Regions from separate parts of the Homo sapiens genome. Here regions 1 and 2 are each linked to region 3. A link is a contact called in ENCODE Hi-C data. All regions are on one chromosome and are shown on one strand. Each heading gives the region's core, a stretch centred on a gene start or an enhancer-like site at or near the end of the contact. The rest is flanking DNA. Distances are from core to core; before and after follow the strand shown. Region 1 has its middle 55 kb from the start of MPEG1. Region 2 has its middle 71 kb from the start of MPEG1. Region 3 holds the start of PATL1-DT (PATL1 divergent transcript).

What was found. Hi-C counts contacts between places; a loop is a spot of excess contacts on that map. Pooled maps may share reads with other maps.
Region 1: a loop to region 3 is called in a pooled map, with 2.5 times the contacts of the local background. The contact joins the enhancer-like site here to the promoter of PATL1-DT in region 3. A Hi-C loop is called at or near these places in 1 of 168 maps with a recorded cell type or tissue (OCI-LY7), 5 of 37 single-sample maps with no recorded cell type and 6 of 50 pooled maps.
Region 2: a map with no recorded cell type shows a loop between it and region 3 (4-fold over the local background). The contact joins the enhancer-like site here to the promoter of PATL1-DT in region 3. A Hi-C loop is called at or near these places in 1 of 168 maps with a recorded cell type or tissue (OCI-LY7), 8 of 37 single-sample maps with no recorded cell type and 9 of 50 pooled maps.

Annotation. Positions count from the first base shown.
Region 1 is chr11:59,266,002-59,269,796 of GRCh38, reverse strand. No RefSeq gene overlaps it. Among named protein-coding and RNA genes, the nearest start is that of MPEG1, 55 kb to the right of the region's middle. Within about 2 kb of position 2,386, at least 6 of the 41 ENCODE cell types and tissues checked have a DNase peak (open chromatin) inside an H3K27ac peak, as active enhancers do; they include OCI-LY7, where a contact is called at or near this core.
Region 2 is chr11:59,282,148-59,286,333 of GRCh38, reverse strand. No RefSeq gene overlaps it. Among named protein-coding and RNA genes, the nearest start is that of MPEG1, 71 kb to the right of the region's middle. Within about 2 kb of position 1,758, at least 5 of the 41 ENCODE cell types and tissues checked have a DNase peak (open chromatin) inside an H3K27ac peak, as active enhancers do; they include OCI-LY7, where a contact is called at or near this core.
Region 3 is chr11:59,666,820-59,670,750 of GRCh38, reverse strand. PATL1-DT (PATL1 divergent transcript) reads right to left here and starts at 1,441. Exons shown (of 4, transcript NR_187296.1): 1 at 1,209-1,441. It overlaps PATL1 (PAT1 homolog 1, processing body mRNA decay factor), which reads left to right and starts at 1,714. Exons shown (of 19, transcript NM_152716.3): 1 at 1,714-1,870; 2 at 3,787-3,898. The coding sequence starts at 1,856. RefSeq lists enhancers at 1,165-1,454, 1,381-1,675 and a silencer at 1,635-1,984.

The DNA.
Region 1 (3,795 bases), core at 1,137-3,636, 400 kb after region 3:
GTAACCCTGCCTGGAACTCTAACAACCTTTTCAATGTGCAAACTCATGCCCTCTTCTGATCAGGGAAAATTTCTACTATTATTTATTGATCATATTTGCCATGTCCAGACCTGCTTCCTCTTCTCCTTCCACAGCCCCTAACATTCACAGGTAGATGAAAAGACATCCACCAAACCTATATTTTCTTTCGTGACTTCCACCTGTGTTTCTGGTTTTCTGGGAGGCCTTTGTTTCCCAGAAACAGGAAAACCATCCTCTTTTCCACTTGATGTTTTGAATTTTCTAAATTTGAAAATCCTAGTTCTAGAACCTGTTTTCTTGGGCAGTATCTGGATTTCCCTGGGTTTTTGAAACCTAACACTTGTCCAGTATGTGCCGCTTGGCTTTCCTTTTCCCTCCAGCTGGGGGTCCCTCAAGGCTACTCCATGTCCCCAGCAGCCAGGTCCAGCTGTGGGGTCCCCTTCCAGTGGGTGCACGGTTATGCCTCTGGCCCCTGACCTGCCCTGGGGCAGCAATAGCTTTCAGCAACCTCTGGGACAGAGGGCAAGGGAAGAATAGAGCAGAAAGACTCTAACCTCATCTAAGCCCACTCAGGACTCCAAGGACAGGAATCGATTCACACTTTCTCTTCTGACTTGTTTTTGTAGAGATAAGGTTTTGTCACGTTGCCCAGGCTGGGTCTTGAACTCCCAGACTCAAGTGATCCTCCAGCCTTGGCCTCCCAAAGTGCTAGGATTACAGGTGTGAGCCACTGCACCCAGCCAGGTGCCTTTGTAAGAGACCTTAGCCCCCTTGCCTCTTCTGCCATGTGAGGACACAGGGAATCAGAAAGTGGGTCCCTTACCAGACACAAAATCTGCTGGCACCTTGATCTTGGACTTTGTCTCCAGAATTGTGAGAATAAATTTCTGTTTATAAGCCACCCAGTTCATGTTTTTATTTTGTCACAACAGCCAGAATGGACTAAGACATCCTCCCTGGGGAAAGCCCCCACCTCAGCCCCACTGTTTCTCTGCCTTCATCACCCAGCACCCACTGGAATGTCAGCTCCACCAGGGCAGGGCCTTCTTTGTCCCATCCACTGGACAGGACCTGGCTGTGAGTATGGTGGGATCTGCGCATGGGCCTGCTGGCTGACAGCCTGCCCTTCTCCGTGCTGGTGAAAAAGAGGGTTTGTTTGTTATTTCCAGTTTTCTAAAACATATTTTTAGAATTACAAACATCAGAAACACAGTTCCTAGTAGGGCTGCAATGGACCAGAGTAAGATGGAGCCAGGGAGATAGGAGAACACAGCCTGGTTCTCCTCCGGGTGTAGCGTACAGAGCCAGGCCCTGCTGCACCAGCTTTGCCTCCTCCCAACCCAAGCAAGCAGGCAGCCTTGGAGCCCAGCCTCAGTGAGGGGACCCAGGCTCTGGTCTGTCTTGCTGTGTGGCCTTGGCCACAGGTTCCCCTCTCTAGACCTCTGAGGCTGGAGTCGACCGGTGGGTCCCTGTGGGCCTGACTCACTGCCTTGGAAAACAGCCAGGAAGGCAGATTTCCAGGCCCCACCCAAGACCTAAGGAATCAGCCCCAGGGAGCAGGTGAAGATGAAACCTGCATTTAAACTAGCCTGTTTAGTGGTTCTCAGGTGGCTGTGGGGACTGTGGGTTGAGACCGTCTCCAAGGATAGATTCAGGAAGATCCAACTCAAACAGTTTTGCTTTTAAGTCTCAGCTCAGACCCCTCCTGGCTGCATTGACCTATGAGCCTTCTTGCCTCAGGTTTGTCATCTGTGAACCGGGCTGGGGAGGATTCTAGGGGCCGGTCCATGCACATAGATGACCTCACACGAAGCCAGCAGGAAGCAGGGATAGTGCCTGCCCTTCTGTTATAGGGCAAGATGCTCTGGCTCTCCACCCATAGCTGTCCACACCTTTGCAGGAAGTGGATCATACATGTTAATTTACTTAATCAGCTGAAATCCTGAAGGCTTCCTAAGGGCATCCTTTTTTTTTTTGAAACAGAGTCTTGCTCTGTCACCCAGGCTGGAATGCAGTGGCGTGATCTCAGCTCACTGCAAGCTCTGCCTCCTGGGTTCACACCATTCTCCTGTCTCAGCCTCCCGAGTAGCTGGGACTACAGGCGCCTGCCACCACGCCCAGCTAATTTTTTTGTATTTTTTAGTAGAGACGGGGTTTCACCAGGTCATCTTTTCAACTGTCTGGATGGGTTGGGGGAAATCATGGCCCCACAGCGGGGCTCCTGGCCCCAGCTGGCAAAGGTTCCAAATAGCTGCTGAAGACCTAGGAACAGGTCAGGTGGCTTTATGGCCAGGGGCTGGGGCCTGAGCTGTCGGTTTGAGGTTTGGCACTGACAAGTCAAAGTTCTGCCCGACTGGTCTCTTTCTTGCTATGAATAAACACTTGCTGTCGTCTGGATTAATCTCCAGCCTCTCAGCCACTCAGTGGGAGTGAATCCTCCTTGCCAGGGGGTGCCCTCTGGGCCTCAGAGAGTGAAGGACCTGGGACCTCTTGTGGACAATGCATTCAATCCCACAGTTGCCACTATGGTGTGTGAGTTTCTTGCATTGCCATTAGTTGGGAGCATTTAGCTTCCCAGGGCTACCATTCGGGTGAGCTGTGGGCTCCTGGCAGGCTGGGTGCCATGCAGAATCCGCTTGGCCTTCGAGGGGGCCATGAAGACTGAGGAGGCTTGGCCTAGATTATGAGAGGACCAGAAACTCAATGGGGAGTGATCTAAATAGACACAGGGCGAGTGCTTCTTGGATAAAAATAGAGCTGATGGGGGCCTGGGGGTGGGGGCAGGGTGCTCCAGAGCCAGAAGGTCAAAGGGGTGGTGCCGGCCACCTGGTCAGGACATAGAGGGGCCAGCAGGAGGGGCTCAACCTGGCATTTATGGACACGGCGGGGGTTGAGGCCTTTGGTCCTTCCTACATTGCCCAGGGCTAACAAAATTCAGCCTCTGGGCCCCTGTGGGGGCCTAGCCATGAGCTGGCCTGGCTGTGCCCTCTCTCAGGTTCTCTTTATCATAGTGGGGGATGGCTGAGTGAGCAGGCACTCCCAGGCCTCCAGTCAGTGCAACTGAGTTGGAGTGGTAAGGTGAGCTGGAGGTGGCATTCCAGAGTCAGGAGTGGGTGGGAGAGGGTGGGTGGTGGCTGGCCGAAAGGATGACTGAGCCAAAGCACGTTGGGACAGGTTACCTGCCCAGCACTCACCAGCATTAGGCAGGGCCATGTCTTCTTGGGGCAGCTGTGTGGGGCTCTGCCACCTGCCCCTGCTTCGGGCTCTGCCCTCTGGAGTCCGGACAGCGACCTCCTCTGCTGCCTGACCCTCCAGTGTCTGTGCCACATGGTGGGAGGATGAAGGGCCAGCGGGAGCTGGGTTCACCTCCAAGGCCCCTCACAGGGCCTTGCTGTCCAAATGGAGGGTGGCAGGCAGCTCCTGTTCACTCTGTCCATGTGTGTTCTTTCCTCTTTTCTTTTCCTTTTTTTTTTTTTCCAGAGACATGGTCTCTGTCACCCAGGCTGGAGTGCTGTGACATGATCATGGCTCACTTCAGCCTTGACTTCCTGGGTTCAAGGATCCTCCTACCTCAGCCTTCTAAGTAGCTGGGACTACAGGCATGCACCACCATGCCTGGCTATTTATTATTATTATTATTGCAGAGACAGGGATCTTGCTAAGTTGCCCAGGCTGGTCTTGAACTCCTGGCCTCAAAGCAATCCACCTACCTTGGCTTCCCAAAGTGCTAGGATTACAGGTATGAGACACTGCACCTGGCCTATGTGTTTACTG
Region 2 (4,186 bases), core at 509-3,008, 380 kb after region 3:
CACATTTCAATAAGTTTGCATTGTTCTGGGTGTGAAAAAGGCAAGAAGTTAAAGTAAGCCCACATCTAAGTATTATTTCTTCCCTAAGACCAAAACAGAGTAGGTAACACCAATTATGGACCCTACTTTTTTTCCCCACAGAAAGGGAGCTGACACGATCAAATCCATGTTTTCAAATGAACTGAAAAAGGCATCCAGCACCATTTGTAACACATTTATTTCAGTTCCAGGCTGAGAGCCCTGGGGCAGTTAGCAGGACACATGATTGTCAGCTGGCAACAGTTGGGGCTTTACTCAATTTTAATACCAATCTCATCTGATTGTAATTACTCCACCACTGTCATGTTCCTCCACAAAATGTTTTTTAAAGGATACATTTATTCACTGAATCAAATATCATTACTGATTTATCTTCTATGAAGGATGACTGTTCTCTTTGTTAATGTTCACAATCAAGATCTTGGGCTGAAAAGATCATCCAAGGAGTCTGAAGTATCACAGCGTGTGGGAAGGTGGGAACCAGGATACCCATTCATTTCCAACTGAGATACAGAGAAGTGAGTCACAGAATTTGAGCCCTGCTCTCCTGACTGCCCAGCCAAGGACACTGATTTCTATAGCCCCTTTACTTAACTCTGCCTCTTAAGCATTAAAACGTTCTTCTAAACCTCTGAGTGTTTTGTGGGTTCTGAGTGTTTTGTACGTTTTAGCCAAGTTAACCACTTGTCTGCAAATACTGACTTTCCTATGAATTCTTTGAAGATTATTGAGTCAGAAAGGAAAAATACAGCCCCAAATTCCCAGACTTTTAATGCATTAACTGCCTATTGAAATGAGAAGTTCTTCACAAACTTATATTCCCACTAACAAGATCGCACATAAATATGCATTAAAGTATGTACTAAGAAACCCTCTGTCCAACGGCTCATGCATATGAAGTCCGAACATGGGAGTTTGCCAGTTGCATTCATCAAGTCGTTTTGCGGAGTCAGATCCCTGATGGAAGAGCTCACAGGCTCTGCCTTCCAAGTCCTGGGTCCCTAACTGGTAACCTTAGGCTAGGGTCTGTGGGGAGACCAACCCTGGCTTCCAAGAAAACCACATTCCATGGACTATCAGAAATAGACACAGATTTGGGTGACAAAGGAGGCTCTGCATTTACATTTTATTTTTGTGTTCTTGTCAGTTTTGAGATGATTAACATTAAACATTTATTTGAGAAACAACAGGCAGAAGCAACAATTCAAACATACTTCATATTGTAGTCAGGCGAAGGAACCTTTAAAAATGAACATTCACAATTTTAACGATGGTTTTTCTCCCACATGTTCACTTACTTATTTTCCCAGCCATATTGTCTGTTCCGTTAGGTGAAGAGTCTAACCAGGTCAAATGTGTGGGTGAGAACAATGTGGAAGATATATTTTTTAAGTGGGTGCTGAAGGGACTTTTCCCGCATCCAGTGGTAGGGCTTGTGGTTGCCCTCAGGAAGACAACCCAAATCCCTCACAGAATAGGTGCACTAATCTACAAAAGGCGGAAGGTTAACAACAGCAACAATTTTGTGGTTGTTCATTTGCCATTTATTGTTCTGCACAGACACCTCATGAACACCAGGTGGCGATGTCCTCTCTCAGAGCAACACCAAAGACTTCAAAACACTCCAGTTACAAACCGAACAATTCACATTAGGACATTCACCTGCCTCTCCCAGAACCCCCAATCTAATGCCGGGGACCACAGAGAAGGAAAGGGGTCAGGGGTTCTTTCTTGTACCACATGCGCATTCCCCCAATTCTCTCATGCATACAATAGTGCATCACCAAGACGAGTACTTTTGACCAAGTATAAAACCACACAGACAACCAAATTTAACAAAAAGCGGAAGAGAATGAAAACACAAAGGCACCCACAGCCACGTATACACAATTAACCTTTTAGGGGATGGGCACCTGACGAGGTTTGTCTCCACTTACATTTGCCATCCCTGGAGACTCTGGAAGGGAGAAACTAGGCTGCTGGTGCTAAGACCATGAAAGGGAAGGCATGGAATCCCCTACTTGGGCCAGGAGAGCACAGCAGGGCTTCTGGTGGGAAAACACCCTGTGTCAAGGTAGTAGATGCACAGGGCTCAGCTGGCAGGGTTCTCACTGAAATCTAGACTGCACCTTTCCAGGTTGGCACAAGAGAAAGGGCAGAGGAATGCTCCCCGCCTTGCTGGGCGTAGTGTTAGAAAGGAAATTCAAGATCCCTACTGCCCAGAAAGCCACACAAGAACAGCACGAGGAGGAGGAAATCTCACTGGACATCTGCAGAGAGGACAAGAAATGGGGCACCCACACAATCAAAACCCCAGGGGAAAAGGCTTGAAGGTATGAAAACGACCTCTCCAAGTGGTATTGCCACAGGCACAGCGGCTCCCTTTCCATCTTGAGTCCTCTTCCTTCTGCTCCTGGCCACCCCTTTCCCCACCTATACTTTCTTCTCCCTGACGTGGGGAAATTGATCTCTCCCCAGTGCCTAATTCCATTGTGAAAGTCCGTCTTCTTTTCTTCCCCACCTCCTACTGCCTCACTGTGTCTTTCTCCCCAAGAACCCTCAGCCTATTTCTTCACCCCTCTGTGGCCATCTTTCTGTGGCCTAGAAGTCCAGCAGATACTTGACCAGGTTGCTAAAGGCAGAGATGGCATGAGACTCTCCAAATTATATCTGGTAACCTGGCAATGGGCATCGGTGTGACATTAAATATCGCAGGGATGGCTCTTTTATTTAACTCAGGTGTTTCCTTGCTGAGTGTGGGAGGAAATTGCCCTGTGGTTCAGTAAGCTCGAGACCATTATCACTCTGGAGGTACTTAGGCAGTCCAAAGCAAATAATTATCTCATTGATTAGTACTTTTATTACCTCAGAGGCTTTCTCTGTCTGGCATGGGAATACTTCTACCCACTTACTGAAGGTATCCACCCATACGAAGAGATGCTGGATGTCCCTTATCCTTGGAATATGGGTGAAATCCATCTGCCAGTCTTTCCTTGGAATAGAATAGCATCCTATTCTTTGTGTTCTGGGGGAAGAATCTGTTAGTTGGAGTTATTTTTAAGGCAAGCCTCATAAACATTAAGTATCTGTTTGATCGTTTTAAATAAATTTTTACCTATTGCCATCCTCTGATTGTCACCATCCTGAGAGCTGAAAGCTCTTTCCCTGAGAGGTGGTCCATTATGTCTCCACAGGAGAATATTGAGGGTTTTTCTTTTATGGAGCCCTTCCAGATCAGGGGGACCTCAAGTGGATCAGAAATACGGGGCACTCTTGCTGCCAATTTAGCTTGGTCTGCCAACTTACTTCGCTCAGCTATTTTATCTGTCCCCTTTTGGTGGCCTTTACAATGTATTACTGCCACTTCCCATGGAAAGAAGATTGAGAATAGTAGCCTGTCAATTTCCTGATGGTGTTTAATGGGAGACCCATTGGCTGTGAGGAAGCATCTCTCTTTACAGATAGTGCTAAGGGCATGGAGAACTAAGAAAGCATACTTAGTATAAATATTAATTGCTGTATTAGAGTTCTCTAGAGGGACAGAACTAATAAGATATATATATCATATATAAGATATATATGATACGTATCATATATATAAGATATATATTATATGATACGTATCATATATATAAGATATATATAAAATATATATATGATATATATATAAAATATATATATGATATATATATATATATATATATATGATTTTCTTATTAACTCGCATGATCACAAGGTCCCACAATAGGCCATCTGCAAGCTGAGGGGCAAGGAAGCCAGCCTGAGTCCCAAAACTGAAGAACTTGGAGTCCAGTGTTTGAGAGCAGGAAGCATCCAGCATGGGATAAAGATGTAGGCTGCGAGGCTAGGCCAGCCTAATCTCTTCACGTTTAGCAGGGCTGGCAGTTGATTAGATGCTGCCCACCCATATTAAGGGTGGGTCTGCCTTTCCCACCCCACTGACTCAAAATGTTAATCTCCTTTGACAACACCCTCACAGGCACCCACAGGATGAATACTTTGGATCTTTCAATCCAGTCAAGTCGACACTCAGTATTAACCATCACAAGTCCACCACTTGTCAACTTGAACCCATACACATCTCCTAAGATCATACATAATCTTCAAAAAGGACAATAATAAAGTC
Region 3 (3,931 bases), core at 192-2,691:
CTCCTGCCTCAGCCCCTCGAGTAGCTGGGACTACAGGCGCCCGCCACCACGCCCGGCTAATTTTTTGTATTTTTAGTAGAGACGGGGTGTCACTCTGTTAGCCAGGATGGTCTAGATCTCCTTGACCTTGTGATCCGCCCACCTCGGCCTCCCAAAGTGCTGGGATTACAGGCGTGAGCCACCGCGCCTGGCCTGTTACTTAGTATTTGATGTTTTATAATGTTCCATGCATGCTTGAAAACCAATAAATCATCTTGTCCCGACGCTCCACTTCTTTAAAGTTCAGGCCTGGCCCATGTCAACATTTGCTTTTGTTATTCTGGCACAGTGATTAAGACACTCGGTTTTTAATAATCAGACAAATCTCAGCTGCTAGCTTTACCACTTGCCATTGGGTGGTTGGAGGCAAACAATGTCGCTAATCCTCAGGTTCCTCAACTGTAAACTGAGAAAATAACAGTACCTACCTCATGGGGGGCACATAAGGAAGGATTCAATGAGATAATCCATTTTATAAAGCGCCTAGCAGAGTCCCAGGCAGCCTTCAATCGTTAGTAGTGTTACCATCATGAGGCAGGTGTAATTATACCCATTTTACAAGAAACTAAGGCTCAGAGAGGTTTAGGTAAGTTGCCCAAAGTTTCCTAGCCAGTGGCAAAGCACAAGCTCCCACCCAGAACTTTTCTTCACAAATTCAGCGTTTCCGATACTCAAACTGATCCAGACACACTAACATTTAGGGGATTTACTGTATGCCATTCCGAGACGAGGCTGCATTTTAAGACGCCCAGGGAAGAAACGGATTGCGAAACCCAAAAGAATTCATTCTTTGTGCTGCAAGTTTTGTCTGAAAGGAAAGGGGCAAGAAGGGCATGGAGCGTGCTAGAGGTAACAAACCACCCAACAGAATTCTGGAACCAGGGGGCCGAAGCTTCTAAGCTGGACACATTCCTCTGTGGGTTCGATCCTCTAAGGAAGTGGAGTCACCCAGCGGCGCACCACGGCCCGAAGACCCTGCTGCTGCGTGGCCAGCGGCCCACGGCCGTGCGGCCCTTCGAGGCTCTGCAGCTCCTCGCGCCTAATGAGCCTGGCGCTTAAAAATACCACCCTAGTTAAACCTCCCGGAACCTGTCTTCAGCATTTCAAAAAAAAAAAAAAAAAAAACGGGCGCCGTCATCACTTTGAGCCACATAAATCACAGCCCTGACCTGCTGTGGATTCAGCAGGCGACGAGCCGCTGAAAGTGGCGACGAAGTCCGCCCCTTTCGAAGACCAGCAACTTTCCATTCTTTTTTCCCTGCGCAAGGCGCAGATTGCAACGGGGAGACCCCCGAGCAGCCTGAGGAGTGAGTCGGACGTTGGAAAAACTGCCCGGGAATCTCATCTTTCCCAGCCCAGGCTAAGCGCAGGATTCTTCAAAGCTATATCCTGTGACAATCACAAGGGTTTTCTCCGCCCCACGGGTGACGGAGAACTCGTGACCGGCCCCTGAGCTCCAAGCCGAGCGCCTAGAGGGCGCGGAGAAAGAGGGGGCGGAGCTACAAGCCCAGATCACCAGGCAGCCGAAGACGGGCAGCGCGTGCGCAGTCTCTCGCCACGGGACCTCCTTCCCGCCGCTGAGACTAGGAAGCGGGACGCCAAATCTGTCCCTGCGCAGCCGCCGCCGCCGGGCGCCGAGCGGGGTGGCCGCCCTGCCTGAGGCGCGCCTGCGCACGTCCCCACGCACGCTCCGGCGTACGGCGGCGGCCAGGGGTCGCGAGCCGGTGGAGGACCCGCGCGCGGAGGAGCCGGGGAGTCAGCGCTTCTTCCCTCCCTCCCCCTCTCCCCTCCCCGCTCCCTGCCCCCCTCCCCAAGAATGTTCCGCTACGAGGTGAGCTGTTGCGACCGGAAGTGACCCCTCCCTCCCTCCCGCGCCCCTCTCCCTCACTCTCTCTCCGCGCGCCGGTCCTGTGTTCCTGCGGGGCAGGGGGCGGGCTGGGGGAGTCGCAGGACTTAGCTGGACGCGACTGGTCTGGGGTCGCGGGTCTAATCCTAGGGCTGGGAGCTGGCTTCATGGGTCGAGACAGTCCCATTAGTTGCCGCTGGGGAAAGTTGGCCTCCGTTTTGGGGTGGGGAGGGCCCGTTAAGTGCTGTAACCAGACCACACCCCCGCCCCCACCCCTAGAGGAGCCACGGAGGGTAGAGCACTGCATCTCCCCGGGTGCTTTTCTTAAGTAGGTGTCACCCGGGAATTCCCAGAGCCGCGTTTCCCGCCCTGGACCCGGAACCACCCCCCACCCACCTCCACTCGAATTACACTGACACACATCCCATTCACACAGGCTACCTTCAGGTGAAGGGGGCCTGGGCTTGCCGTTGGATTAGGGCCCCAGCCCGTTTACTAAAGAGGGCTCCGAGTTGGGAGGGGGGCGTGTCCTGCAGAAGTTCCTTCTGGGCTAGTGCTGGGAGACGCGGGTTTGGAGAAGGTGCCGGGAATGTAGCAATAGCAGCAGACAGTACTGACCCTGTCACCAACTCACTGTGTGACCTTGAGTGACTCCTAATCTCTGGACGTAAACTTTCTGAATTTGTAGCATGAAAGAACTGATGTAAATGATCCTTAAGAATTTTTAATTTAAAAAAGCAGCGATTTGGTAAAGTAGATATTTGTGATTTGGAAGGGAGTACTGCTGGAAGTTGCCTCTGATAAGGAGGCAGTGGCATGCCTATTGGCATGAGTTTGGAAGGGCTCTGGGGTAAGAAGAACGCCCTTTGACCTAATCTTTCCATTGTAAACAGGGTAGCTAAGAGGTAGCCAGGCAAGGTGTATCACAAACGTACCTACTGATAGAATATGGAATTCTGATTCTGAATTTTTGAAAATTGAGGACAGGTATACTTGATAGGAATGATCTAAGACCAAACCAAAAGGAAAACTTGGAGAATAAATCAGTTGAGTAAGATTGAAGTAAAGGGGGAAAATAGAACACACCTAGGATGTGGTGGCCTCTAGCCTTTGTTCGATAATCTGTAATCTTTGCCCACTTTGATCATCACAACTCTCTGCCATAGTTGGTATTGTCCCTGCATTACAATGTAAGACATTGAGCCTTACAGCCTAGCACAGAACCTTAGACGCAATAGGTCCTTAAAAGGTATTTGATGAATTAATTAGAAATTTTCTGAGTTGCCCATGTTCACACTGATTGTAGGAATGGAGCCAGAACTTGAACTTGTCATACCACAGCTTTTCCAGAGTTCATTTTATTGTGGTTGAAGACCTAATTTTCTGTTTCATCACTAGAGTTTAGGCCTATAGGGAAGATAAGAAAGATGGAAAATGAAGACAAAGCTTTAAAACGGAATAATAGTTGAAAAGATGACATGAATATAATGAGAAAGATGAGAATTTTGCTGGAAAAGATACATAAAGATACAAGAAAATAAAGGGTTCATTATTAATTGTCATCAGTATTCCAACCAGTGATGTAAGGAAAGTTGTGGGCTTAATTTCTTGGTTGCATGAGGAACTGCTGTTCGTGGATTCTTGATAAAATAGAGAAATGGAATGCTGTGAGGTGGGGCAAGAATTAAATGAAATAAGGATTAGGAAATAGAAAGTGAAAGAAAGATGATGAAATCTTCCAGTGTCAGGGAAATTGGGAAGTAGAAAAAAAATGCCATCTTTACAAAAAGTCATAATGAAGCAATTATGTTCATTGAGAAGGTAAGATGAACATTTTTAGAACATTTTTAAAATGAGGGTGTGAATTTCATGAATAACTAATGTCTTTTCTTTTTTTTTAGTCTTTGGAGGATTGTCCTCTGGATGAAGATGAAGATGCATTTCAGGGACTGGGAGAAGAAGATGAAGAGATTGATCAATTCAATGATGATACATTTGGGTCAGGTGCAGTTGGTAAGTGACATCTTTCGCTTATAATATCATCTT